2 separate regions of the Homo sapiens genome follow, and region 2 is linked to region 1. A link is an interaction called in ENCODE POLR2A ChIA-PET data of the cell type or tissue named here. Cell type or tissue: PC-9. All regions are shown on one strand. Each heading gives the region's core, and the rest is flanking DNA. Links, peaks and the distances in the headings are about the cores only.

Evidence for each region. Peaks named below come from ENCODE experiments on the same cell type or tissue, not always from the same donor. Only the 100,000 strongest peaks of a DNase experiment are listed, where the experiment ranks them.
Region 2: POLR2A ChIA-PET joins it to region 1 with 17 read pairs; 12 of 35 experiments call an interaction of 5 or more read pairs at or near these places.

What each region holds. Positions count from the first base shown.
Region 1 is chr12:55,718,205-55,723,523 of GRCh38, reverse strand. BLOC1S1 (biogenesis of lysosomal organelles complex 1 subunit 1) reads right to left here. Exons shown (of 4, transcript NM_001487.4): 3 at 4,301-4,433; 4 at 3,821-4,025. The coding sequence ends at 3,915. RDH5 (retinol dehydrogenase 5) reads right to left here and starts at 3,131. Exons shown (of 5, transcript NM_002905.5): 1 at 3,007-3,131; 2 at 2,030-2,371; 3 at 1,577-1,835. The coding sequence starts at 2,339. It overlaps BLOC1S1-RDH5 (BLOC1S1-RDH5 readthrough), which reads right to left. Exons shown (of 6, transcript NR_037658.1): 3 at 4,301-4,433; 4 at 1,577-1,835. RefSeq lists enhancers at 2,068-2,696, 5,264-5,319. In PC-9, for the core only: CTCF peaks have their summits at 2,218 and 2,418; a DNase peak (open chromatin) is centred at 2,253.
Region 2 is chr12:56,088,629-56,093,998 of GRCh38, reverse strand. ERBB3 (erb-b2 receptor tyrosine kinase 3) reads right to left here. Exons shown (of 28, transcript NM_001982.4): 8 at 5,343-5,370; 9 at 5,131-5,251; 10 at 1,179-1,252; 11 at 923-1,013; 12 at 449-654; 13 at 103-235. Among named protein-coding and RNA genes, the nearest start is that of ERBB3, 11 kb to the right of the region's middle. In PC-9, for the core only: no CTCF peak of the experiment used is centred there; no DNase peak of the experiment used is centred there.

The sequences.
Region 1 (5,319 bases), core at 320-5,319:
AGATCTGGCTTGAGTACTGAGTTTGCCGATTCCTGACCTAGAGGAACCCCATTCCCTTGCTCCCAAAACACATGGTTGAGCCCTGAGTGCTGGATATTGAAGGGTATAGTCTCGTATTTGCTGGAGGGTAAGCTGATGGGGAAAGTGGGGATACATCCCACTGCCCTGGCACAGATGTAGAAATCCAAGTATAGGTAAGGAGCAGGAGGGAAGGGGATAAAAAAAAATTCAAGTATAAAGTATGTGTTCCAGTATGCAGTGGCTCACACCTATAATCCCAACACTTTGGGAGGCCCAGGCGGAAGCATCGCTTGAGGCCGGGAGTTGGAGACAAGTCTGGTCACCACAGCAAGACCCCATCTGTAAAAAAATACTAGCCAGGCATGCTGGCACGCGCCTGTGGTCTCAGCTACTCAGGAGGCTGAGGCGGATATCGCTTGAGCTGCTTGAGCCTAGGAGTTTGAAGTTCAGTGGGCCGTGACTGCACCACTGCACTCCACCCTGGGTGAGAGCAAGGCCTTGTCTCAAAACTAAAAGTATGTGTCCCATGATGCTGCCTGAAAAATTAAGGCTGAGAGACAGGAGACATTCAGGTTATTTGCTGAGTGATGGTGACAAACGCAGGCTTCCTTAGAAGGTAGACTAAGCTTAGGCGCCTTATACTCCTGCTAAGAACTCAGGCCTTGGGCCGTGTGTGGTGGCTCATGCCTGTAATCCCAGCACTTTGGGAGGCCGGGTCGGGTGGATCACCTGAGGTCAGGAGTTCAAAACCAGCCTGGCCAACATGGTATAACTCCATCTCTACTAAAAATACAAAAAAATTAGCTGGGAGTGGTGGCACGTGCCTGTAAGCCCAGCTAATCGGGAGGCTGAGGCAGGAGAATCACATGAACCTGAGAGGCAGGGGTTGCAGTGAGCTGAGATCTCGCCATTGCACTCCAGCCTAGGCAACAAGAGCAAAACGCTTAAAAAAAAAAAAACAAAAAAAAACTCAGGCCCTACTCCCGTTGTCCTCATCATGTCTCCTTTGTGCTCCCACGGAACTTTGAACCTTATTGTTTAAAGACGAGAGGCAAGGCCGGGCGTGGTGGCTCACACCTGTAATCCCAGCACTTTGGGAGGCTGAGGTGGGCGGATCACGAGGTCAGGAGTTTGAGACCAACCTGGCCAACATAGTGAAACCCTGTCTCTACTAAAAATACAAAAATAAGCCAGGCATGGTGGCGCATGCCTGTAGTCCCAGCTACTCGGGAGGCTGAGGCAGGAGAATCGCTTGAACCCCGGGGGTGGAAATTGTGGTGAGCCAAGATCGCGCCACTGCACTCCAGCCTGGCGACAGAGCAAGACTCCATCTCAAAAAACAAAAAACAAACACGTTAAAAATGGGTAAAGAGAAGTAATCTACTTATGGTCACAAAGCTTACATAAGGGTAGACTTCATTGAACCCATGAAGTCTAGCCCTAAACTGTCTCTTCTTAACTATTCCAATGTGCTGTATCTTAACCACCTCTGCTGGCCCACGTTTGTTGAGTGGGCTGCTGTTAGTCCTGGAACCCAGAGCCCTGTACCCCTCACCTCAGGCTGTCAGAGAAGGCCTCCAGGCCAAATTTGGAGACACAGTAGCCCCCACCATTGGCTGCCAGGCGACCCAGGACGCTGGTGATGTTGATCACCCGGCCCCGGGCTTGCTGCAGCAGAGGCAGCAGGGCAAGGGTGACCCCGATGGGACCCATTGTGTTCACATTCAGCACCCGCTGGAAATCGTCCCGGGTCAGCCATGGTGTGGGTCCGATGATACCAGCCACACCAGCATTATTCACCAGACCAAAAAGCCCTGTGGGGAGATGAAAAGGATGCTGGGGGTAGGTGAGGCACTCCCACAGCTCCCTCTTCTTCCTGGGAGCATCTGAAAACTGCTTCTCCTCAAATTGTCCCTTTAGCTTACCACAGCCCTTGCAGGTGACTCCTGGGGTGACTGTGGGGATCAGGACACCCCACACCATATTCCTGGTGGTCTACCATACTTACCTGCTTCCTTAACGTGCATCTCCACCCACTTGGCTGCCTGCTGGACGCTCTGGGGATCAGTGATATCCAACAGGGTGGTGTGGAGGCGGGAGGAGGCCACCCGCTGCAGGTCCTCGGCCCCGGAGGGGGTCAGGCAGCTGGCCAGGACTCGGAAGCCTCTCTGGTCCAGCTGCAGTGCCAGAAGGCGCCCAAAGCCTGAGTCACAGCCGGTGATGAAGACAAAGGCATTGCTGGCGGGCAGGCTCTGCCGGTCCCTGAGCAACCACAGCACTGCCCAGAGTAAGGCACCCAGCAGAAGAGGCAGCCACATAGCTGGAGCCCAAGTGACCTACAGGTGGCAGCCTAGGCTGGGCAGAAAAACTTGTCCAGTTTACTGTGGCCCTCAAGCCCTTTCCCCTAATACCCTCCCTAGCTGGAAGCATCTGGTGTGAGCATATTGAGAAATTATCTGGTTGGCAGATAATTGGCCAACCATGGCTCATCTGTTCAAAGCAAAGATGTGGGCAGACCCTGTATTTGTGGCTAACTTAACTAAAACCACATGAGCCAGATCCTGTGTACAGACCTGCTGTATGGAGCAGAGGCATCTTTTTTTTTTTTTTTTTTTTTTTGAGATGGAGTCTCACTCTGTCGCCCAGGCTGGAGTGCAGCAGAGGCATCTTCTTGCTTGCCTCACACCACCTCTCCTTCTAAACCAGGGACACTGAACCTTCTATATGCAACCTGGGTCTTGTGTTTGGAATGATGTATAGGGCCAAGAGGTTTGCTGTGTGATACTGAGCATCTCACTGTCTCTCTCAACCTATTTTCTCATCTACCAAGTGGGGCTAAGACCCACCAGGTCCACCTCAGAGTTGTGGAGGATCAAAGGGGATAATGTGTGAGGAAGCATGTTAAAAGCTGAAAGTTTTGAGTTGGCAATACATGTAATATCTGGCTAGTCTTCTCAGTTCCCCCAGCTCCCAGTATCCACTTACCTCCTGTGGCGAAAGCTGGCAGGTACTACAGCGCCCGAAGCTTATTCTTTTGCTTTTGTTTAAGAGACTGCTCCCAGTCTTCCCAGCCTCCCACACTAACTACTGCTAAGGCCAAAGTCCGGAGTGGGTGGACTTGGATGCCAGGCGTATTAAGTGTATGTGTGACAGGGTGGGGATAGGACTGAGGAGGAGGAGGAGCCAGGGAGGCTGGAGCTTGCCTGGCTGAAGCCAGGACTTGGCAGAGGCCAGATTTGCCTAGGCTCCCCCCACCCCTTGGCTGTCTTTCTCAGCCTGGGTTCCTGACCATCTATGTCATGGTCTCCAAGGAGGAGGGAGCTGTCAAGGATGGCAGCTGCACTGCTCTGTTGGTAACGGTTACTGGACCTGTCATTCCTCCCCCTTCTCAGCCCTGAAGTGCCCCCAGGAATTAATCTCCCACCTGGCTCAGACTCATGACACTGCTTAGAGTTAGCCTGGGAGAGGCCATGAGCACGTGGAGAGGCAGAAAGCCAGAGCTGGGGACCAGGCCTGTACCTTGCCTTGTTTCTCTTCTGTAGGAAACAAGTCCTGAATTAGGAAGCTTGGGGCAGGGCTACTAGGACCTTCTCTCAGGAGGGATGGGAACTCCCACCCTCTGCTTGCCTAACAGACACCTGCACAAGGGCCATGGAGGAGAAGAGAGTTGGGATAGTAAGAGGAAGCTAGTTCCACCCTCTCCCCAAAAGGTACCTGTCCCTCAGGGAAACCACCTTTGAACCTTCCACTCCCACCCCCGACACTGGAGCTAGTAGCTCTCTGAAACACACCACAGAGAAACGGAGGCTTGTGTTTTATTCAAGGCTTGTCAGCCTCCCTCCTTCCCCCTGCGGGTGAGGTAGGAGGGATAGGGTTGGGGGAGGGAACAGGGGCTAGGAAGGGGCAGACTGCAGCTGCCCTTTGTAGACATATTCCAGTGCAGTGGCAATGGTGCGCATGTCCAGCTCGATGCTCCGAGCCCAGTTCTCCACATCCCCAATTTCCTGGGAAGGGGGAGAGGAGGTGGGAGCCCAGGAATCAGAATGGGTAGAGTATGGCTTCCAGTCTGGGGAATACGTTTTATTCATCTCCTGGAAAAGGCTTTACTTGGACCCACCAACTGCTTTTCTTTCTTTCTCTACCTTTTCTGACACTGGGGCTATAGATGGGGTTTCTGGGACCACCCTACTTCCTCCTTAACCTAAACCTGAGGTAACCTGACTGGAGGCAGCCAATGGGGGCCCAGGATTGGGGTGGTGAGGTAGGGAGTATGGCCCACCTTGAGTGCCTGGTTGAAGTTCTCCACCATTCCGATCCACTGGCCTGTCTGCTTGGCAAATTGGGCAGCCTGGACCTGTAGGGTCTTCACCTCATGGTCCAGCTTTCTCTGGTTCATGTAGGCCTGGGCCACACTGGGGGGTTGGAGGAGGGAGGAGATCAGCTCCAGCTAGTTGGGGGTGGTCTCCGGGACTAATATTCCATTGCAGCAGTGGGAGTTCAGCCAAGAATCAGGGCTCATAATTTTGGCCATTTTTGGATGTGATGCAAATGACTACCAGTACATGCAAATAAACCCAGCTCCTTCCTTTCACTCCCAGGATTCCCAGGAGAGCCAAGCTCGGAGCTGACTAGAAACATACCAGCTCCAAACCCCAAAAAGGAGTTCCTGCAGCTGAGTGGGGGAAGGGAGGGAAAACCTGGGGTGATATCCCTGAGGAAAAAGCTGGGAGGGAAAAAGGGGCATGGAAAAACTGGGAAAATCCAGCAGGAGGAACACATCTGGCAGTGATTGGAAGCCTAGGGATCTATGCAAGAAGTTGGAGAGGGAAATTGGGCCCCTCCCTGAAGCCGGGTTAGGATGGGAGTACAAACCCCCTCCCCAGGAACCCTGGGTCAAAAGAGGGTATCCCAGGGGTTTCTTCTCGGCTCTCAGTTGCTCTCCCAAGCCTTCGCTTTTGCCCACACAGATCAAGGAACACACACAAACACACACACACACACACACACACATGCTCTCCCTCCCTTCTGCCTTAGGCACTAGTTTTTCTTTTCAATCAAGGTATGGGCTGTGGTTACCATTACTACCATGGGGTTGGTGTCCCCAACCTTCTGCCAGTGTTTTTTGCCCTCCCCAACCCCTGCAATAATTGTTCTCCTTTATTGGCTGTTGAATTTTTCACTTCCCACCCCAGAGCTCTACTCAGCCAGGAGATTCCACATCCGGTGCCCCCACCCACTGGAATGTGTGGGGGCTGGAGCGGGGAAGGGGTTGGTGGGGGCTGAGGGAGTGGGCAGGAC
Region 2 (5,370 bases), core at 156-5,155, 370 kb before region 1:
ACATGCAGAAAGCTGTCTAAAGACTTTTATTGTATGCCACCTGAACAGTTCCATTGCAGGGCCCCACCCCCACCCATCCTTGACTGGCTCCCCTTACTGTACCCATTCAGAAAGTTGCAGTGGGTCACACAGACACCTCCTCGGCTATAATTTCGACAGGACAAGCACTGACCAGGGCCTGGGCCCCAGCATCCCCCAGAGGAGCACAGTGGGTCACACACTTTGCCCTCTGCCACTGGAAAGGAAGGGGTGGGTTAGGAGAGGAGTCTGAGGACTCCCAGCAAGCCCTCTCTTCATTATTCTTCCTCGTTACTGCTTCCAGCCTAACAGCCCCCTTCTCCTTGGTTCCATCCCTCAACCCTACTCCCACGTCTAGGGCAGAATAGTCCTTTCAGCCCTCTCCTCCCTGACTCCCTATTCTCACCACCTAGCAGACCCTTTCCCTCACCGCAGTCTCTGCGCGGCCGATTATGCTTGATGTCTAGTCGCTCTTCCGTAGGCCCCCGAAGCACCTTGGTCCAGTTCAAAGAGTGGTGGTAGCAGAGCTGCCTATTGGCACTTATATAGATACGCCCAGCACTAATTTCCTTCAGGGATCGGAAGCCCAGAGATGTGACATTCAAGTTCTTCATGATCAACAATGAGAAGCCCCGGCTGAGAATAAGGAGACAGGATGAGAGGAGAGACTACTAAGGGAACATTAACTATTCAAAGGATTCATGTTAGTCAAGAAATTTGCTCAGTGCTAGTCAGATCCACTGAGAGGGAATCCCCCTCCTTTTGCCTTTTCCTCGTGAAACTCTGAAACCCTTTGGTTTTGAGGCACTGCTGTATGAGACAGTGCCTTGTATTTTACTAAAGAATGCCTATGACACAGGCTTCATTGCCTGAAGATGCCATTTCCTCCATACCCTTTACTCACTTGTAGAGGCTTCTGCCTCCAATGGTTGTCAAATTGGAAAAAACACTGAAGTTGTGCATGTGGGGCGGCCAGGACTGGATGTTCAGGTAACCTGAGGGGTTGGAGAGAGGCATATGGGCAGGGAGCCTTCTTCTTTCTTGGGTTCTCCTGGCTCCTCCCCTATAACTTGGGACGTGATTTTCTCAAGTAGTTATACCGCAATTTATGCCAGTGGTTCACCTATTCTTCTAGAAAGGGCAAACTCTCTGCCACTCACCTGTGATCTCCCGTACTGTCCGGAAGACATTGAGCTTCTCTGGGTCCAGGGCAGGGATCTTGTGCCAGGGGTCTCTGAATAGAACAGTAGAAACCAGTCAATAAGGTAAAGGTATAACTCAATGGCAATGAGCACACCCAGCCTCAGCATTTGGTTTCTAAATATCATTCTCCACTAAAAGGAAACATTCCTTGGAGAAATGGCTGGGATGGGGGAAATATAATATAAGCCCAGAGCATCTTGTGCAAACAAGACAAGACTCAAAGAATTAAGGGTACAGCCCAAAGAACACAGGAGCCAACTTGGAGGGGCTGGCTAAAATAAATAATGATTGTAAAGGATTATAACCATTGACTAGAATAAAATAAGTATCCATAAGAGTAAATAGGAAAGGAAGACCTTTTTTTTTTTTTTTTTTTTTTTTTTTTTTTGAGACAGAGTCTTGCTCTATCGCCCAGGCTGGAGTACAGTGGCAGCAATCTCAGCTCACTGCAACCTCCACCTCCTGGGTTCAAGTGATTCTCCTGCCTCAGCTTCCTAAGTAGCTGGGAATACAGGAGCACACCACCATGCCTGGCTAATTTTTTGTATTTTTAGTAGAGACAGGGTTTCACCATGCTGGCCAGGCTGGTCTTGAACTCCTGACCTTGTGATCCGCCCGCCTCGGCCTCCCAAAGTGCTGGAATTACAGGCATGAGCCACTGCACCTGGCCTTTTTTTTTTTTTTTTTTTAAGAGACAGGGTCTCACTCTGTTGTGCAGAGTGAGTGCACTGGCTGGAGAGCAGTAGTGCCATCATAGCTCACTGTAACCTTGAACTCCTGGGCCCAAGCAATTTTCCCACTGGCTCCCAAAGGGCTGAGATTACAGGCATAAGCCACTGTGCTCAGCTGGAAAGACTCTTCCTAACAGTAGAATGCCAACAAACAAATGCAGAAGGAATAATGGAATTAGAAAATTATCATTTGGCAACTATCATAACAATAATTGATTCAGGCAATTATCCCAAGACATTCATTAATTGTGAATGGAAAAATAGTAACTTTACAGTAGAAAAACCTGACAGATATCACCTTAACTAAGTGACCAGAGACATCATTGTGAGTGCTGGGACAAATCAACATCACGTACATCCTCAATAGGATGCCCTGAGCTCACAGCCTCTGTGGTGTTCTTATCAAACTCCAGCCTGGCAGCGGCGCATGCCTATAATCCCAGCACTTTGGGAGGCTGAGACAGGAGGATCACTTGAGCTCATGAGTTCGAGACCATCCTGGACAACATGGTGCAACCCTGTCTCTATAGAGAATGGCTTGAACCTGAGAGGTGGAGGTTGCGTGAGCTGAGATCACGCCACTGCACTCCAGCCTGGGCAACAAGAGCGAGACTCCGTCTCAAAAAAAAAAAAAAATATATATATATATACACACACATATATAAATATATAAATAGTATATAATATTTATGTTTATATATATTTATATATATTATTTATATATATATATTTATATTTATATATATTATTTATATATATATATATATATATATATATATAAAATTAGCCAAGCATGGTGGCATGCACCTGTAATCCCAGCTACTCAGGGGGCTGAGGTGCTCGCTTGAGCACGGGAGGCAGAGGTTGCAGTGAGCTGAGATCATGCCACTGTATTCCAGCCTGGGCAATAGAGCCAGACCTTGTCTCAAAAAAAAACTACAAAAACTTGAATCTAATCATGAGGACACATCAAACTAATCCAAACTGAAGAACATGCTGCCCATTACCTAATCTATACTCATCAAGAATATCATGAAAGATAAACAAAACCTGAGGAGCTGTTATAAAGGAGATTGAAGTGCCACGATAACTGAATGTAATGTATGATCCCAAACCTTAGGAGGACAATTAGTGAAATCTGAATAAGGTCTGTAGCTTAGATAATATTTTGTGTTAATGTTAATTTTCCGATTCAAACAACTATGCTGTGGTTATGTAAGAAAATATTATTTTTAAGGAATATACGCTGAAATATAACAGGGGTAAGAAAGAACCATGTGTGAAAATTTACCCTCACGTGGTCCAGAAAAACAATAGCATGTGTTTTGTGTGTGTGTGTGTGTGTGTAGAGAGAGACAGAGAGAGAGAGAAGTGATAAAGCGTATGTGGTATTTTTTTTGGCGGGGGACAGAGTCTCGCTCTTTCACCAGGCTGGAGTGCAGTGCCGCGATCTCGGCTCACTGCAACCTCTGCCTGCCAGGTTCAAGCTATTCTCCTGCCTCAGCCTCCTGAGTAACTGGGACTACAGGCGCACACCACCACGCCCAGCTAATTTTTGTATTTTTAGTAGAGATGAGGTTTCACCATGTTGGCCAGGATGGTCTCAATCTCTTGACCTCGTGATCCACACCTAGTGATCCACCTGCCTCAGCCTCCCAAAGTGCTGGGATTATAGGCATGAGCCACTGTGCCCGGCCATATGTGGTATGTTAACATTTGGAGGATCTGGGTAAAAGAGTGTATGGGGGGCCAGACGCGGTGGCTCACACTTGTAATCCCAACACTTTGGGAAGCTGGGGCGGGTGGATCACTTGAGGTCAGGAGTTCGAGACCAGCCTGGCCTACATGGTGAAACCCTGTCTCTACTAAAAATACAAAAATTAGCCGGGCATGATGGCACACACCTATAATTCCAGCTACTCAGGAGACTGAGGCAGGAGAATTGCTTGAACCCGGGAGGCAGAGGAGGCGGAGGTTGCAGTGAGCCAAGATTGCACCACTGCACTCTAGCCTGGGGAACAGAGTGAGACTTTGTCTTAAAAAAAAAAAAAAAGTATATGGGGAATTTTATACCATTCTTGCAACTTTAGTGTAGATCTAAAATTATGTCAAAATAAAAAATTAAAGGAAAAAAAAAAACAGGTGGTCATAGTGGGTTTTTTTTACACACACACACACATTTTAAATGCTGTCCTATAGACTAGAAAGTCCCTTTGTTCTTTTTGCTCCAAGGAGCAGAATGAGTGAAAACAGCTAAAAGTCATGGGGAGACAGAATTTTCTTTTCTTTTCTTTTTTTTTTTTGAGAAAGAGTCTCGCTCTGTCGCCAGGCTGGAGTGCGGTGGTGTAATCTCGGTTCACTGCAATTTCCGCCTCCTGGGTTCAAGTGATTCTCGTGCCTCAGCCTCCTGAGTAGCTGGGATTACAGGCATGTGCACCACCACACCCAGCTAATTTTTGTGTTTTTAGTAGAGATGGCATTTCACCATGTTAGCCAGGATGGTCTCGATCTGACCTCGTAATCCGCCCACCTCGGCCTCCCAAAGTGCTGGGATTATAGGCATGAGCCACCGGGCCCAGCCTGGAGACAGATTTTTATCCAAATCTAAGGAAGAACTTTTACAAAACTTTAAGAAGGAGGTTGGGTGCTGTGATCCCTAGCACTTTGGGAGGCCAAGATGGGAGGATTGCTTGAGCACAGGAGTTCGAGATCAGCCTGGGCAACATAGCAAGACCCTGTCTCTACAAAAAAATACAAAAAAATTAGTCAAGTATGATGGTGTGTGCCTATAGTCCCAGCTACTTGGGATCACTTGAGCCCAGGAGGTCGAGGCTACAGTGAGTCGAGATCACGCCACTGCACTCCAGCCTAGGTGACAGAGCAAGACCCTATCTCAAAAAAGAAAAAAGAATAAAAAAGAAAACTTTAAGAAGGAGGATATGTTGTTCCTGTCCCTTGTTCCTTGGCAGGGCGATATTGAATTGCTCAAAGATGTTCCTGAGGGGACCGAAGGCCTGGATGGAGGATGTGTTAAGCATTCTTTCAGGTCCTTTGTAACAGGCTAGAATTTTATGACTTTGATTCCTAGTCAGCTCCACATAGGAAAGTTTTGGCCAATGAAATGAACTGTGAGGGGTGCGTGGGCTGGGGTCTAAGGAGGGAAGGCAGGATCTCTAACCCATTGAGGCCGGTGATCAGAAAGTCCAGGTTGCCCAGGATCTTGGTGCAGTTCACAAATCCATCAATGTTGCTCGAGTCCACAGTCTGGAAGCGGCTCCCAGAGCCTGTTCCCTCACAGGCTGCAAATGTAAGAGAGGTTCAGTGGGGGTGGTCTGCGCAGGCTCAGAGGAAAGGCTGTCTCTTTACAACTTCTTACCATCTCCTACCCACCTTTGGGACATAGTCCCCCACAAGGCTC